Regions from separate parts of the Mus musculus genome. Here region 1 is linked to region 2. Evidence: chromatin contacts called from ENCODE Hi-C or POLR2A ChIA-PET data. All regions are on one chromosome and are shown on one strand. Each heading gives the region's core, a stretch centred on a gene start or an enhancer-like site at or near the end of the contact. The rest is flanking DNA. Distances are from core to core; before and after follow the strand shown.

Region 1 (4,553 bases), core at 1,748-4,247, 400 kb after region 2:
GGGGAGTACTTTACCACTGAGCCAACACCCCTATCCCACTGTAAAGGTTCGAGATTCATATTTCCCAGATTCACAGTGTTTAATGACACTTTCTTGGGTATTAGCATTTTCTCTCCAGACAAAGACGGCACAAAATCGCCATCCCGTGTTGACTCAGGTTTCACAGTGTCAAGCAGAGCAACAAGCGCACAGAAGATGGCGAATGGGTGTCAGGAATGATAAAAATCATGTGGATTTTATTTTACACTTTTCTTCTTTTAAAACTAAATTTCTTTGACAGTCTTATTCCTGTGTATAATACAGCCTGTTTACTCTCCCGCTCATCATGCCTTATGCATTTTAATTATTAGGAATCATTGGTGTCCTCTTGATCCCCGGGGAGACTCTTATTTCTTTGGACAGGGTTTTATTCTGTAGCCCTGACTGGCCTGGAACTTGCAGTAGTCCTCCTGCCTCAGCCTCCAAAGCATTGGGTTGTGGATTGCACCACCAGAACTTTTCATTATTAACTGTCTCCCGCGGGCTCTTGTATTTCAGGGCCATTATATTCCTCTTCAGTGTCCTGGATGCTCTTGGTTTGTTTCACTGATGCAGGGGGCGGCGGGGGGGGGGGGGCATTTTCCTGCAGTCTTGTGTGATATCTTTCTCTACCTTCCTCTGAGTTTTCTAAGTACCAACCTCATCGACATAAAAATACCCTTATTCCCCCAGCAAAGGCACACACTGTGAGATGGACACTGCTTTCTGTACAAATCTGTCTGACTTACTATTAAAAATATTTGTAGAGATACCCATGTAGCATGGGTTTTCACAAGCTCTCAGAGTAATTGACTTCTTTGTAATTTAAGTTCTATGGATAAAGATTTAAAGTGCAGACAATTTCATTTGTTTATGATCACACAGCTGATTAGTTGAAAAAAAAAATTAGGATTTGAATTCAAGCCAGGTGTGGTGGCATACATCTATAATCTCAACACTTGGGAGGCAGAGGTGGGGAATCAGGAGTTTAAGGCCAGGTTAGTTTACATAATGAGTTTGACACCTGCCAGAGCTCTAGCAGACTCCGTCAAAAACTAACCAACCAACCAACCAACCAACCAACCAACCAACCAACCAACAACCAACCAACCAACCAACCAACACAAAAACAAATAAACATGTAAATGAGCTAAATACCTAATAAAAAATGGAAAAAAAGGTTTATAAGCCCAATAAAAAAAACAAATAAACAAAACAAACCAACCAACCAACCAACTCCCCCAACCCACCCCAAAACAACAAAACAGTGAAAAACAAAACGAAAACAACAACAACAACAAAAAAGAACCACAAGAAAACCAACAAAAAACCCCAAATAAAATACTTGAATTTAAGTGCATCAATATTAATCCTTTCAAACTCTATGCTGTATTAGCGTTAATAAGATCTGACTTCCATGATTCTTTCTGATTGCCTTTCACTTTTTAAGAGATTTGTTTTTACTAGGGACAGATTACCCTCCTCCTCCTCCTCCTCCTCCTCCTCCTCCTCCTACTCCTCCTCCTCCTCCCCTTCCTCCCCTTCCTCCTCTTCCTCCTCTTCCTCCTCTTCCTCCTCCTCTTCCTCTTCCTCCTCCTCTTCCTCCTCCTCCTCCTCCTCTATGGATCTACTTATGTGTGCTAGCTATATATAACTGTATACTAATACTGAATTAGTATACAGTCTGGAAGTAACCCTATGTCTCAATGCCAGATAACGTTCAGGACTATTGCTCTGTATATAGGTGAAAATTTTATCACCTCCATAGTCGTGTGTGTGTGTGTGTGTGTGTGTGTGTGTGTGTGATTTTCTCCTAGCCTTTGCCTCTGGACTTCTGGAATTTAAGGCATGCACTGCCACCACCTCTGGGCCAATTTACTTTGGCAAAATCAACCCTTTGTAACAGAAGACAGAATAGATGAGTGAATGTTGAGGGAGTCAATAGCTCTTTAAGGTAAGTCTGTGTTCCAGGTCTTCTCTCCTTTGATCCTTGGTAATGTGGAACACGGAATTCTGTTCAAGAGTCACCTCCCACCCTTTGTCAAATCTCGGAGGGCCCCATTTTCTGGATGCTTCTTTTTAGGGCGGCCTTGACGTCTGCATTCCTCAGGCTGTAGATGACAGGATTGAGGATGGGGGTGATCACAGCATAGAAGAGGGACAGCAGGGGGTCCGTGGTTGGGTCATAGCTGGCCTTAGGGCGGATATAGATAAAGATGGCAGTACCATAGAAGAGAGACACCACTACCAGGTGGGAGGAACAGGTGGAGAAGGCTTTGCGGCGACCAGCAGCGGATGGGATGCGGAAAATGGTGACCAGGATCCGTCCGTAGGAGCTAAGAATGAGGCCAAAGGGGCACAAGATGATAAGGGCGGCAGCCAGGATAATCTGCAGCTCGTTGAGCGAGGTGTCTCCACACACCAACTGCAGCACCGGCTGGATCTCACAGAAGAAGTGAGGGACAGCGTTGGGGCCACAGAAGGGCAAGGAGAAGATGAAGGAGGTGTGGCCCAGCCCCACTAGAGCCCCGCAAGACCACGCGGCGCCCGCGAGCTGCACACAAACCCTGCGGCTGAGCAGCACCTGGTAGCGCAGGGGCTCGCAGATCGCAGCATAGCGGTCATAGGCCATGGCAGCCAGCAGGCAGCACTCGGTGGCACCAAAGAAAAGGAAAAAGAACATTTGCAGAGCGCAGCCAGAGCGCGAGATGTGGCGCCGGCCAGTGAGCAGATGGTGCAGCAGCAAGGGGACTGTGACCGACGTGTAGCAGATCTCCAGGGCTGAGAGGATGCGGAGGAAGAAGTACATGGGAGACTGCAACGCTGCATCTGTGGAGACTAGCGCCACGATGAGGAGATTGCCTGCCACAGTGAGCAGGTAGACGGTCAAGAACAGGGAGAAGAGGATGCCCTGCAGGTGGACCAGACGTGAGAAGCCCACCAGCACGAACTCAGTAACCAGAGAGGAGTTGGTGCCCATCTTGCTTCAGCCTTTGGTCAAGAGAGAGGGGTGGAGAAGAGCCACCACTGTGTCTGCCTGGGTACTCCTTTTTTCTTAGGCTATCAAGGCTTAGAACTGAGATGTCCAGGCACAAGCCCATGTTATACCCAGGTCATCCTAGGAACCCTGGATGGATATTTGTTTCTGGTCTTTTTGTACTATCCTCATTCTCAGAAGTACACACTGAATTCAGACTCTTCTTCTCTGGCTTAGTCTCTCTCTCTCTCTCTCTCTCTCTCTCTCTCTCTCTCTCTCTCTCTCTCTCTCTCTCCCTTAGGTTTCAATTATATTCCAGGAAGGCCCAGCATTCACTATATTCCACACTGGTCTGCAATTCACCTCGATCCTCTTGCCTCAGCTTCCAGAGCACTGGAATTACCATAAGTCACCACTATATCCAGCTTTTTCATGCTTCACCATTTCCTGTCTTGGCTGGGGTGGACATTTCCTTCCCCAATGAATGGACATTTGATTCACACTCAGAGCAGGAAAAAAAAATCCTATTCCAAATCAGGGCATTTTCTGTCCTGTTCTTTCTCTAAACTCGTTATCTTTTTATTCTCCAATATTTCTTTCTTCCTCTCAGTGATTCTCTTCTTTGATCCATTCTTTCCCATCTTCCAGAAGCGTCTTTTTATTTGCTATTATCTTACCTCAAATAGAGCTCACAGTTTGGCAGGGAAGACTCAAAATAATCAGCTCTTTCAGGCAGCTGCAGGAAATAAAGCTATTAGCTGGTTATATGAGTGAAGAGCTCTGTAATAAAAATGCAGTGGAATACAAGGCCTCCTTCAGTTGCTCATCTCCTCATCTTGGTGCTTCTCAGACTCATCCTTTTATATCATGATACATACAGAATGCCCAGACCCTGTACACAAGACAAGAGATGCAAACACTAACATGTTGCACTTCTAAATCTAAGCAAAGAAGAGTAAATTAATAATCTCAGAAGCCAGGTTCATTCAAGGTCACAAATGTACCATATATTATGTACATACACAAACATCATTACAAATAACATGAAAGTCACTATATACAATAAAATATACACAACTAAAAAGATAAACTTTAGCAGATACATAAATTCAAATGGTGTGCAAAATTATAAATGCTCACATTAGAATCATGAGCCCACCCACACACTAGGTCTGCTGCAGGTCAGTCCCTGCTTTATTTTATCCGGGATCTCCCTGTGTTTTCCTGTACATCTTCTGTATAATGTTTTCCTACTTGGAAAAATAGCCATTGATAAAAGCAGGTGGTGCCTGGTAACTGCCTTAATTTTTCACCCTCTGCAACATGGGTCCCTCAGCAGGAGGATTTTCCTTATGTCTCTGAGGACCTGAGTCTCCCAGTACAATCTGCTTTACAATTGGGAGAGCCTCACACAACTAATTAATGTTATTTTGGAGTCTGTTCCTTAGGTGGCAGGGATCTCAGGACGGCCTGGGAGAACCTTCTGCAGACAATTTCAAGGGTTATGGGTTTCTCTCTTAGCTCTCATATATGCTCCTTGGTCAGCCGTTTTTATTTT
Region 2 (4,100 bases), core at 799-3,298:
GTGATTAAAATACAAAATTACAATCATGAAGTAGTAAAAAATAATAATAATTTGATGGTTGGGGGTCACCACAGCATGAGTATCTATATTAAATGGTTCCAGAATTAAGAAGGTTGAAAACCACTGCTTTGGATAATGCACTGAGTCACATATGCCAGCAGCAGTGGGAAGGCCATTAATAAGAGATCAGAAAACAAAACAGGTGATCACTAGGGAATCGCTCAAGCTTGTTCCAAGACTCCCAAAAGGAAAACCTCACCTCCAGGCAAATCATAGGCTGCAGAATGCTGCAACCTGACATCTCAGAGCAGCATTCCCAACCCTGGCCCCAGAGCCTCCAACCAGGATTGAATTGTTATCATCCAGGACTGAACTCAGAGTCACATCACTGGAAGTGACATGAACAGAGGTTCTTACACACTTCACAGAACTGTACAGCAGCCAGTCTAGATGATCCTCATTTATTTGTAGTGGATCTCATTCCAGATAGCTGAAAAAAGGACCTGCCTAAGGAACAACTATTTCTCCAAAATGTTGAACCTGTATCTGCTGCCACACAGGGATGATAGAGTTCTTCTTCCTGCCCAGCCTGAACTCCATGCCAATATGGTTAGAAATGTATTGTTCCTCCCACAACATAAAACAAAAAGTCCATTCATCACCAATTGATCCCTTCTCCAGTTGACTATAATAAAGATAATATCTTAGCTCCCAAGATAGCATTAGGGTTTTTGAGTACTGGAATTCTTCACCATCAACTTAGGGCCTGATTAATGTTTTCAACGTTTTCTATGGAAAATATGTGGCCATATTAATAACTGAGTTTTTGACAATTTGTACTGAAAGGACTTAGTCAAAGAACGTCTTACTTCAAAATGACATTCATTAACATTCAGTGTGCAAGATTCTCCTATGGATATGAATGCAGCCAATAATGAAGAATTCAGGGATGTTTGATGTCCTCAGTGTGGACAACCTTGAGGAAGGAAAGTGCCACCTGTGCCCATTTAGTGACTTATCAATGAGGAAAATTTACAATTAATCCAAATGGTTGGCAAATTACTTTTATTCCTAGCAATTTGGAGCCAGTAACAGATGGATGTCTAAGCGCTAGGCCAGCCTGGTCTACATAACCACTTCCAGGTCAGCCAGGGCTCCAAACTGAGATACTGTTTTCAAAGAAAACTGATATGAAGGACCTTGCTGCTTTGCAGATGACCACAGTTGATTTCCCAGCATTTGAATCTGGCAGTTCTGTTCCTTAACTCCAGATGCAGGGTTTCTCACTACCTCTTCTGGAACCTTCGAGTACCTGTTCTTTGCATACACCCAGAAACACACAAATATACATACAAATAAAAGTGAGTAATAAAATTGTTTCTCCTAAAATATATCTGTGAAACTGAATTTTTCTATGTTTCAAATTAAAAAAAACAAAAACAAAAACAACCTGCTAAAAGGAAGACACAAAATTCTATGATCTGTGGGAGGGAAGATGAAAATAAGGACTCCCAGAAATGGTAAATATCTAAAAGGCTCTGCTGACATCTTCATTTCCTTTTGGAAAACAGTTCTTTCTCCTTTATTCAGCTTACATGCAATTAGTTATCAATATCTGAATGGAATCAAAACTCTCAAAACATCTAATTCCTACCATGATAGACATGGATTGACATAATCCACACAAGCACAGTCACCACAGAAGGCTACACGATGTGTAAGCATGTACAGAGTTTCTAACATTGAAATGTTTGACAATTGCTGACTTACAGGCCTCTGGGCTAGGACTCAAGGATTTGAAACTTGGACCAGAGGACAGACTTGTTCTTAGACACTGATGCCAGAACACAAAGCTGTATAACAGGTGCAAAGTGGGGAAGCAGTACCCTAGACATCCCCCACACCCAGGAGTTGGTCTCTCCAAGACCCACCCCATCAGGTCTAAATCACTACCTTTGGGAAATCTATGAGAAGCCAATCAGCATCAGCCACAGCAGGTTATAAAGTGAAGAGATACCAAGCCTGATTGAAGCCCTACTTATCAGAGAGGATGAGGAAGCCTGGACCCTGGGACCTCCTCCTCCTGTTGATGGCAATAGACCTGACCCAGTATTGTGCAGGTGGGTGAGAGGCATGGAGGGAACTGGCCTTTTAGGGAACAGGACACAGCACTTGAAATCCTCACCTCTCCACTTTCTTCCTTGAATAATCAGACCCTCCCTGATCTCTGAGCTGGATCACCCCTGACCCTCTCCTGCACCCCAGGTCCACAAACACACAATCACTCCTGTTCTACTCTCTACCAACCTGCTCTGGGTCCAGGCTGAAAAGTCAGGGTCTCAATGTGCACCACCCGCAGGCTCACACTGGCTGCAGATTTTCAACATTGTGATTTTGGAGCCTGGCATGTTGGAGGCCCGGTTCATCCAGGTCGGATACGTAGACTCCATACAGTTTCAGGGATTCGACAGCAAAGAACCAAATGCAAGGATGCAACCTCGGGCTGCTTGGATGAAGCAGGAGCCACCTGAATATTGGGAGAAAGAGACAGCAAAAGCCCTGAGCTTCTCACTGTCAGGAAGACGAATTCTTAAGTACATGATGTCTGCAAATAAAGACAAGAATAATGGTAAGTGATCTCAGGGCTGAGGCCATAAGTCCTCAGTGCCCTAATGGTCTGACCCAATAAGCTCCACTCTAGGTCCCCAAGTCATAGATACAGCCATAGCCAAAGGGACCTGGTGACTTTAGAGCCAGAGAACTACAGACTGTTACCTGGTTAGGGGTTTAGTTGGGGACAAAATCCTAGGATGTAAGAGAAGCCTCATAGTGACCAAAGGCTGAATGGGGGTGGGGCAGGTTATCACACCCTGCAGGAAGTGTATGGCTGCAACGTGGCAAATGATGGGAGCTTCCTCGAAGGTCACTACCGGCTCACATACTATGGATATGATTCCTTAATCCTGAATGAGGACCTGAACTCTTGGACTGCAGAGGGTGAAGTAGGTGAAAAATTCAAGACATACCAGGAGCAAGGAGGCATGACAGAAAGTTGGAGGACTTACCTGCTAGGGGAATGCGTGGAAAGGCTTCTTAGATGCCTGGACCTTGGAAAGAAGACCTTGCTGCACTCTGGTAAGAGACACCCTTGCCAACCCCTTCTGGTTTCTGAGATTGGAGATCCTGCCTCCCTGAGGCCTCCTCCTCAGCAGGGAGCAGCTGGAATGCTTACACTGTCTTGCATCAAAGGGGAAAGAGAGCTCCTTGGTTTCCTGACTCAACATGAGAGAGGGACTCTCCAGAGGATTCACCCTTCTCCCAGGACAGTTCAGTGTGTCCATTAACAGCAGTTGCCTTCCATCTCAGGCCTGATCACTGTCCATGCACGATGACATTGAATGTCTGACTCCAGGGTTGCTGAGTCCTTAGACCCCTTCCCCAGTCAGAATCAGAAGTCTATTTGTCTAGAGGGAGACCCAGAGTTACCTGCGCTGAGTTGGTTCATGGTTATTGTAAAATATTCCAAACAATAGCTCACCCAGAACCTGAGTTTAGGCTTCTGTGTGGACTCTGCTCCCTCCCTCATCCAAGTCTCCCATCCTTTCCAGAGATGGTCCCATGAGCACTGCTCAGGCCCCCGGAGGAGTACAAAACACATGAATTTTCCAATTGTTCCCCTCAGATGCCCCCCGAACACATGTGACCCACCATGTAAGACCTGAAGGGAATGTCACCCTGAGGTGCTGGGCCCTGGGTTTCTACCCAGCTGACATCACCATGACCTGGAAGAGGGATGGAAAAAACCACACCCAGGACATGGAGCTGCCAGACACCAGGCCTGCAGGGGATGGAACCTTCCAGAAGTGGGCAGCTGTGGTGGTTCCTCCTGGAGAAGAGCTGAGATACACATGTCATGTCAACCATGAAGGGTTACCTGGGCCACTCACTCTGAAATGGGGTAAGGAGTGGGTGTGAGCACACACACTGCTGTCAGGAATTGTGTGAGCTCTTTGATGAACCAGAGCAGGATCAGGGTTGAGAGCTAGGGTCAGACTCCTCACTCTTCCTTCTTTTCCATCCTCAGAGCCTCCACACACCAT

What was found. A loop is a pair of places that touch in the nucleus more often than their neighbours do. ChIA-PET counts read pairs that join two places held with the same protein, here RNA polymerase II (POLR2A).
Region 1: a loop to region 2 is called in a map of v-Abl transformed pro-B cells, with 3 times the contacts of the local background. The contact joins the promoter of Olfr95 here to the promoter of H2-M10.6 in region 2. A Hi-C loop is called at or near these places in 2 of 37 maps with a recorded cell type or tissue (mouse embryonic stem cell and v-Abl transformed pro-B cells). POLR2A ChIA-PET finds 5 or more read pairs at or near these places in 1 of 5 experiments (embryonic stem cell).

Annotation. Positions count from the first base shown.
Region 1 is chr17:37,208,854-37,213,406 of GRCm38, forward strand. It overlaps Olfr95 (olfactory receptor 95), which reads right to left and starts at 2,998. Exons shown (of 1, transcript NM_146513.1): 1 at 2,060-2,998. The coding sequence starts at 2,998. The coding sequence ends at 2,060.
Region 2 is chr17:36,810,127-36,814,226 of GRCm38, forward strand. H2-M10.6 (histocompatibility 2, M region locus 10.6) reads left to right here and starts at 2,049. Exons shown (of 6, transcript NM_201611.2): 1 at 2,049-2,120; 2 at 2,360-2,629; 3 at 2,860-3,135; 4 at 3,683-3,958; 5 at 4,085-4,100. The coding sequence starts at 2,051.